Linked DNA regions of Homo sapiens: region 1 is linked to region 2. The links are chromatin contacts, found by Hi-C or POLR2A ChIA-PET in ENCODE. All regions are on one chromosome and are shown on one strand. Each heading gives the region's core, a stretch centred on a gene start or an enhancer-like site at or near the end of the contact. The rest is flanking DNA. Distances are from core to core; before and after follow the strand shown.

Region 1 (2,815 bases), core at 286-2,785, 76 kb after region 2:
GCCCAGGAGGCTGAGGCTGCAGTGAGCCATTACTGCACCAGTGCACTACAGCCTGGGTGACAGCGCAAACCCAATCTCAAAAAAAAAAATAAAAAATTAAAGAAAACTGCATTTTATATAAGAAATAAATTCTAGAAAACATAGTACTTAAAGATATTGTACTGTGAATTCTTTTATAAAACAATCATTCTTCTTATATTAATGTATTTTTAGTAATCAGAAATGAAAATATTTTAAACTTTGATTAAAGAAATATATTGGTTATGAATCTACCACTATAGGCAACTTTGTTTTTTTCTTGATTATGACTAACATTTTAAAAAACCTGAAGTCTTCAAAACATTTTATTGTCATAATTTCCTTAGTTTAATTTCTTTTACCTTATTTAGTTTACCTCATGGAGTTAAAAAATTTGAAATTTTTTTCATGCTTATTATTGTTAGCATAATATATGTATTCCAATGAACTAAATATGAGACAAGGCAAAGCTCTAAAGATACAATTATTCAAAGAGCAAAAATGGCAATGTTCATTGATACAGAAAATCCTAGATAAGTTGTGGTATATTTATACTATGGAATACTCTGCAGGTTTCTAAAAGAATGAGACTGGCATAGACATTGTTTTATAGTAAACACAGTCCTTTCCCTTGCATTTTCTCATTGGAGATGTGGCAGTTAGTTTCATTAACACTTTGAAAATGAGCAACTTGAGGCTCAGAGAAGTTACTCAGTAAGACCTGGGCCACACAGCAGGAACCAGGTGGACTAAACTCAGGCCTCTTGATTAGTTCTGTGCTGTTTCTGTGCTCATCGCATCAATGCATTCCTGATCCTTACCAGGCACCTTCCGACTCAAACACCCTTAGGTAATACCAGCCGTGAATTCCAAGAATTTCATTTCCTTTGACCTCCAACGTGGGTAGAACACCCTTTAAACTGAAAGTCCTCCTGAGGGCAGCTGCTAGGAACTTCACAAAGCCTTGCTTGCACTGCATATGTGTTTTACCTCCACAGCCTTTGAACTCCCTCTGGGATGAGAGCTGACCTCTATTGAACATATTCTATGCTTAGCGGTTGATATGGTTTAGCTGTGTCACTACCCAAATCTCATCTTGACTTGTAGCTCCCACAATTCCTATGCGTTGTGGAAGGGACCCGATGGGAGATAATTGAGTCATGGGGGTGGTTTCCCCCAGACTGTTCTTGTGGTAGCGAATAAATCTCATGAGATCTGATGATTTTATAAGGGGTTTCCCCTTTTGCCTGGCTTTCATTCTCTCCTGTCTGCCACCATGTAAGATGTGCCTTTCGCCTTCCACCATAATTGTGAGGCCTCCCCAGCCATGTGGAACTGTGAGTCCATTAAACATGTTTTTCTTTATAAATCACCCAGTCTCGAGTTGTCTTTATCAGCAGCATGAAAATGGACTAATACAGTGGTAAACCACTAATCATTCTTCTGAGCTAGCTACTATTATGATTCTCATTTTATACATGTGGTAACCGAGGTGCTGAGAAGATAAGCAAGTTGGTGAAGCAGAATCACGCTATGACTCAGGCAGCTGAAGCCCGAAGCCAATGCTTTGCTTTGTGTATGCTTTCATTTGTGTGCGTACGTTTTCCACCCTATGGTTTAGATTTGAGAAACTCAGCAAATACGGGAGTGACTGCTATGTGCAAAGAACAAGGTCAGGGGCTGGGACTACTATGGTGATCAAGGTTAGATACACTTACATTTTAGCAGAGAAAACAGGCTTAAAATGACTGATCACACAAGATTTCACATAGTTCAGGGAAATGCTATGAAGGAGAAGCCTACTGAGCCCGTAAGAAGAATCTGATCTAATCTGGAGAGAAGGAAAAACAGGAAGAACCAATCAGGAGCTGGCCAGGCCAGGGGCAGGCAGGAGAATGCCCAGGAAGAGAGAATAGAAAGGAAGAGGCCCTGCAGTGAGGAACGCTTGTGTACTTGCATTATGACACTTATTTGGTTAGGGACCATTTTCTTTCTCATCTTTATATCCCTAGAGCAGGCCACCTGTTTTGGTAAACAAAATTTTGTGGGAGCACTGCCATGGTTTTCTATTTACAGATTTTTCTATGGCTGCTTTCACTCTATAATAACACGCTAATAGCAACAGAGACTATTTGGCCCACAAAACTAAAAATATTTACTATCTGGTCCTCTACAGAAAACATTTGCCAACCTCTGCCCTATAGCAAGAAGCATAGTACTTCATATATAGTAGGCGTTCAATCATTTTAAAAAATTACTTGTTTTTACTCTACTTCTACAAAATGTTGAGGCAATTATAATAAATATAGAGATTAAAAACAACCAGTCACAAAAGGCCACATATTATATGACCTATGTATATGAACTATTCAGAACAGGTAAACATGTAGAAACAGAAAGTAGATTAGTAGTTTCCCAGGGCTGGGAGAAGTGGGGAAGGAAGAGGAGGGAAGAAAAGAGTGACGGCTAATGGGTAACTGTTTTTATTTGGGACTGACGAAAGTGTTTTAAAATTGATTGGAGTAATAGATGCATAGCTTTATAAATATACTAAAATCACTGAATTACATGCTTTAGATAGATGAGTTATACGGCATGTGGATTATATCCCCAAAAAAGCTGCTATTGAGAAAAACAAAAAGATAACAGCCAAATAACTAAAGGATGCTTTTGCCTTGGTGATGGGGATTTAGGTTTAGCCGAGAGAAAAAGAATTTTCTCTATTAGAAGGTCCAGTTACCCACTTCCCTGCCCCCAAATCATCACAACAGAGTGCGCAAGTTGAATTTGACCTTCC
Region 2 (3,056 bases), core at 253-2,752:
CTCTCTGTCTCTGAATCTCACCACGAGTTTCACACGTCTCCCGAGAGAGCGTCTCCTTTATCATTACCACATGTGGAGTCAGCAGATTGGGTTTCATCTAAGCTCTGCCTACCTACTATCCGAGTTCCCTAGCAGGTTAGTGACTTTCTCTGCCTTTTTGTTTCTTGATGTGAAAAGGAACAACAGTGGCTGCTCACAGGGTTGTCAGTTACATGGTCAATTACATTACATGGACAATTCATGATGGTGTCAGACCTGTCTGAGAAAAGGTGGCCCATGTTACCATGACAGGCCCCAAGGCTAACAGCCCCTTTCTGGGTCATGGCTCATACAAAGGAGCCCTCCTTGGTTTGCTGGTGCTCTGAGACTTGCAAATGCATTAGGAATTTTACACTGTAACCCGGTTTTAAATGGGTCCAGAGCATCCCCATTGCTAGACTACTGTGCTGAGGAAGGGCACTGGCTCATTGTTACATCCCATGAACACTCTGGGTCTCCTAGACCTCATCCTCTTTGAGCTTCTCTCTCTCACTCTCTCTCTGCGCATTCAGGAGTGTACACATTTCTGTCCAGCACCCTGAAGTCTCTGGAAGAGAAGGACCATATCCACCGAGTCCTGGACAAGATCACAGACACTTTGATCCACCTGATGGCCAAGGCAGGCCTGACCCTGCAGCAGCAGCACCAGCGGCTGGCCCAGCTCCTCCTCATCCTCTCCCACATCAGGCACATGAGGTGAGGCATCTGTGGGCTTCCTACAGGAGAGACATAAAGAAAACATGCCCCCAAACCTATGTGACAGCTGGCCGGGAAGGACTGGTGCCTGCATATGGAGAGTGCACTTGTGACAGTTCCTGGCATAGAATAAGCATAAATGCTATAGGAGGACAGAAGAGAGAGGTTTTAAATCTGCGAGGGTCACAGGGCAAGTGTCAGAGAAGGCATAGAGGAAGCGATACTTACGCTTGGTTTAAAGCATGTGCTTTGGGGCAGTGGTTTAGAGATTGGGTGCAGTGTGCAAATAGGAGGAGGGGGCCAATCAAGAGAAGTCAGTGAATGTACACATCCCCTGAAGACACTGGGTACATCTGTTATGGTCCCTGTGTACACTCGGATATTCTAAATGAGAGACCCTGGGGCCAGATGCCTCACGGAGAGTCAATGTTGACTCCTTCATACCTGTTGAACCCCTTCTTGTCACCCCCATTGCCATTACCCTAGTCTAAGCCACCATCATTTTCTGTTGGACTTCTGTGCCAGTCACTGGATGTGTATCCCTGCCTGTAATCTAGATCCTTTCTAGATCATTCTCCATGATGTGTCCAGAGTGATCATTCTAGAACCAAATCTGATGTCATCCTCCTGCTTAAAACCCTTAAGTTCTCATTGCTTTTAGATAAAATATAAACCCTTTCACTTTGTTTTTATTACTCCTTATGATTCAGCCCTTACTTAGCTTACAAGGACTTCCTCATGTCTGAGCTCTAGCCATAATAGCTGACTGTTGGATGAGTCATCGGGGGGAGGTTCTTCTTCAGGCTGCAGATTGGCGGTCAGCCCTCCTGACCTCAGCTGGGCTCACTCACACATCTGGGAGGCAGCTGCCTGAGGCCAGGGTGACTCTGCTCTATGCCTCATGTCTCCTATCCTCCTTGTACCCACATGTTAGCTGGGACATGTTCTCATCGCAATGGCAGAGGCATGAGAAAGTGATCCTGTTTGGGCAAGTGCATTTTACTCTTTTCTTTCACTCATGTCCACTGACATTTCATTGGCCAAGCAAGCATGTGGGGTGTCCAGAGTCAAAGAGGGACATGTTGCCGGGGTCATGACTATTTCTGAGCAATAATCTAACCTATCATAGCTCAGATCTCACTCCTTGCAGGAAGCATCTCCTAATCCTTAAGACCTAGTTGGAACTTACACTCTGTTCTTCCCTATGGTTACTGCCCATTTTACTATTTTTCTGCCCATTTAGACTGACAACTCTGTGAGCCATCATTGCAATATGGCTTGCTTACCCAATATCACCTAGCATGATGTAGAGCACATAGTAAATACTCAACAAATGTTTTCTGTAAGAGCTAAGGAAGGACATCAGCAGACAAAATAGAGTCTTTCTATGCCAAAAGGTGAAAGTGGTCTCATTTCCATTCCATTGTCCTGTAATTTGGCTAGCCAAAAGCTTAGTGGATACCATTCCCATAAGTAGACCTCATCTGCAGGGAAGAGATGGGGAGACTGCTGGGTTATTTATTGCAGACTCCAGCAGGACCACAACAATGATTCAAAGTGATGACACTAGAAGGACAGGTGCCAATGGGTGATGAAGCCACAATGACGATGTCAAGTGGTATCACTAAAAGGACAGGTACTCATGGGTGATGAAGCCTACATGACCTTGGGCTTACACCAGGACCCTAGGAATGAAAGAGATTCCTTCTCTTAGTGGCTATGAGGGAAGGCCTATGATGTCTTAAGGAGGTTGGATTCGATCATTTTTAAGGGACCTTCAAATCCTTAGACCGTGATTCAAATGGTAAGAAGTTTGCTCCATTAAACTCCCAGGCACCACCCTTTCCGGAGACAACCTTTAAAAATTATTAGCTCCTGGGAAAATAGATGTATCTCATTTTCTTTGTATCCCTCACAGTGCCATATGTGAAGACTTACATATGGTATATGCCCCCAACATTACTACTGAGTGAGTGAACAAAGAAATGAGGGAATGAATGGATGAACAAATGGCTCATGGCAGGCTTTTCCCTGCCCTGTGAATTCGGCTTCTACTTGGTAAGAAGGTGATTGCAATCTCTGTTCTCAGGGTTCCCCAAGGATTCCTGTGTAACAGATGAAGGAATCACGTCTGTCAGGTAGAGTAGGTGACTGCATTCAGAGTATACATTTCCAGTCTCCCCTGTCTTTTTCTTTTGATGAGTATTATAGAGAGGGAAGCCATGAGTGGATTAGATGCCAAAATCCCTGGCTGAGAGAATAACCTTACCCTGGAGGAAAACATATTAGCTTTGACTCTGAGCTGGGAATTTCGGTGATGT

Evidence for each region. A loop is a pair of places that touch in the nucleus more often than their neighbours do. ChIA-PET counts read pairs that join two places held with the same protein, here RNA polymerase II (POLR2A). Pooled maps may share reads with other maps.
Region 1: a loop to region 2 is called in a pooled map, with 2.3 times the contacts of the local background. The contact joins two enhancer-like sites. A Hi-C loop is called at or near these places in 1 of 50 pooled maps. POLR2A ChIA-PET finds 5 or more read pairs at or near these places in 2 of 52 experiments (AG04450 and activated T-cell).

The regions. Positions count from the first base shown.
Region 1 is chr6:152,169,721-152,172,535 of GRCh38, forward strand. All of the region lies in intron 130 of SYNE1 (spectrin repeat containing nuclear envelope protein 1), which reads right to left. Among named protein-coding and RNA genes, the nearest start is that of SYNE1-AS1, 210 kb to the right of the region's middle. RefSeq lists a silencer at 1,401-1,601. Within about 2 kb of position 1,536, at least 6 of the 41 ENCODE cell types and tissues checked have a DNase peak (open chromatin) inside an H3K27ac peak, as active enhancers do.
Region 2 is chr6:152,093,834-152,096,889 of GRCh38, forward strand. ESR1 (estrogen receptor 1) reads left to right here. Exons shown (of 8, transcript NM_000125.4): 7 at 552-735. Among named protein-coding and RNA genes, the nearest start is that of SYNE1-AS1, 290 kb to the right of the region's middle. RefSeq lists enhancers at 1,381-1,675, 1,401-1,695. Within about 2 kb of position 1,503, at least 11 of the 41 ENCODE cell types and tissues checked have a DNase peak (open chromatin) inside an H3K27ac peak, as active enhancers do.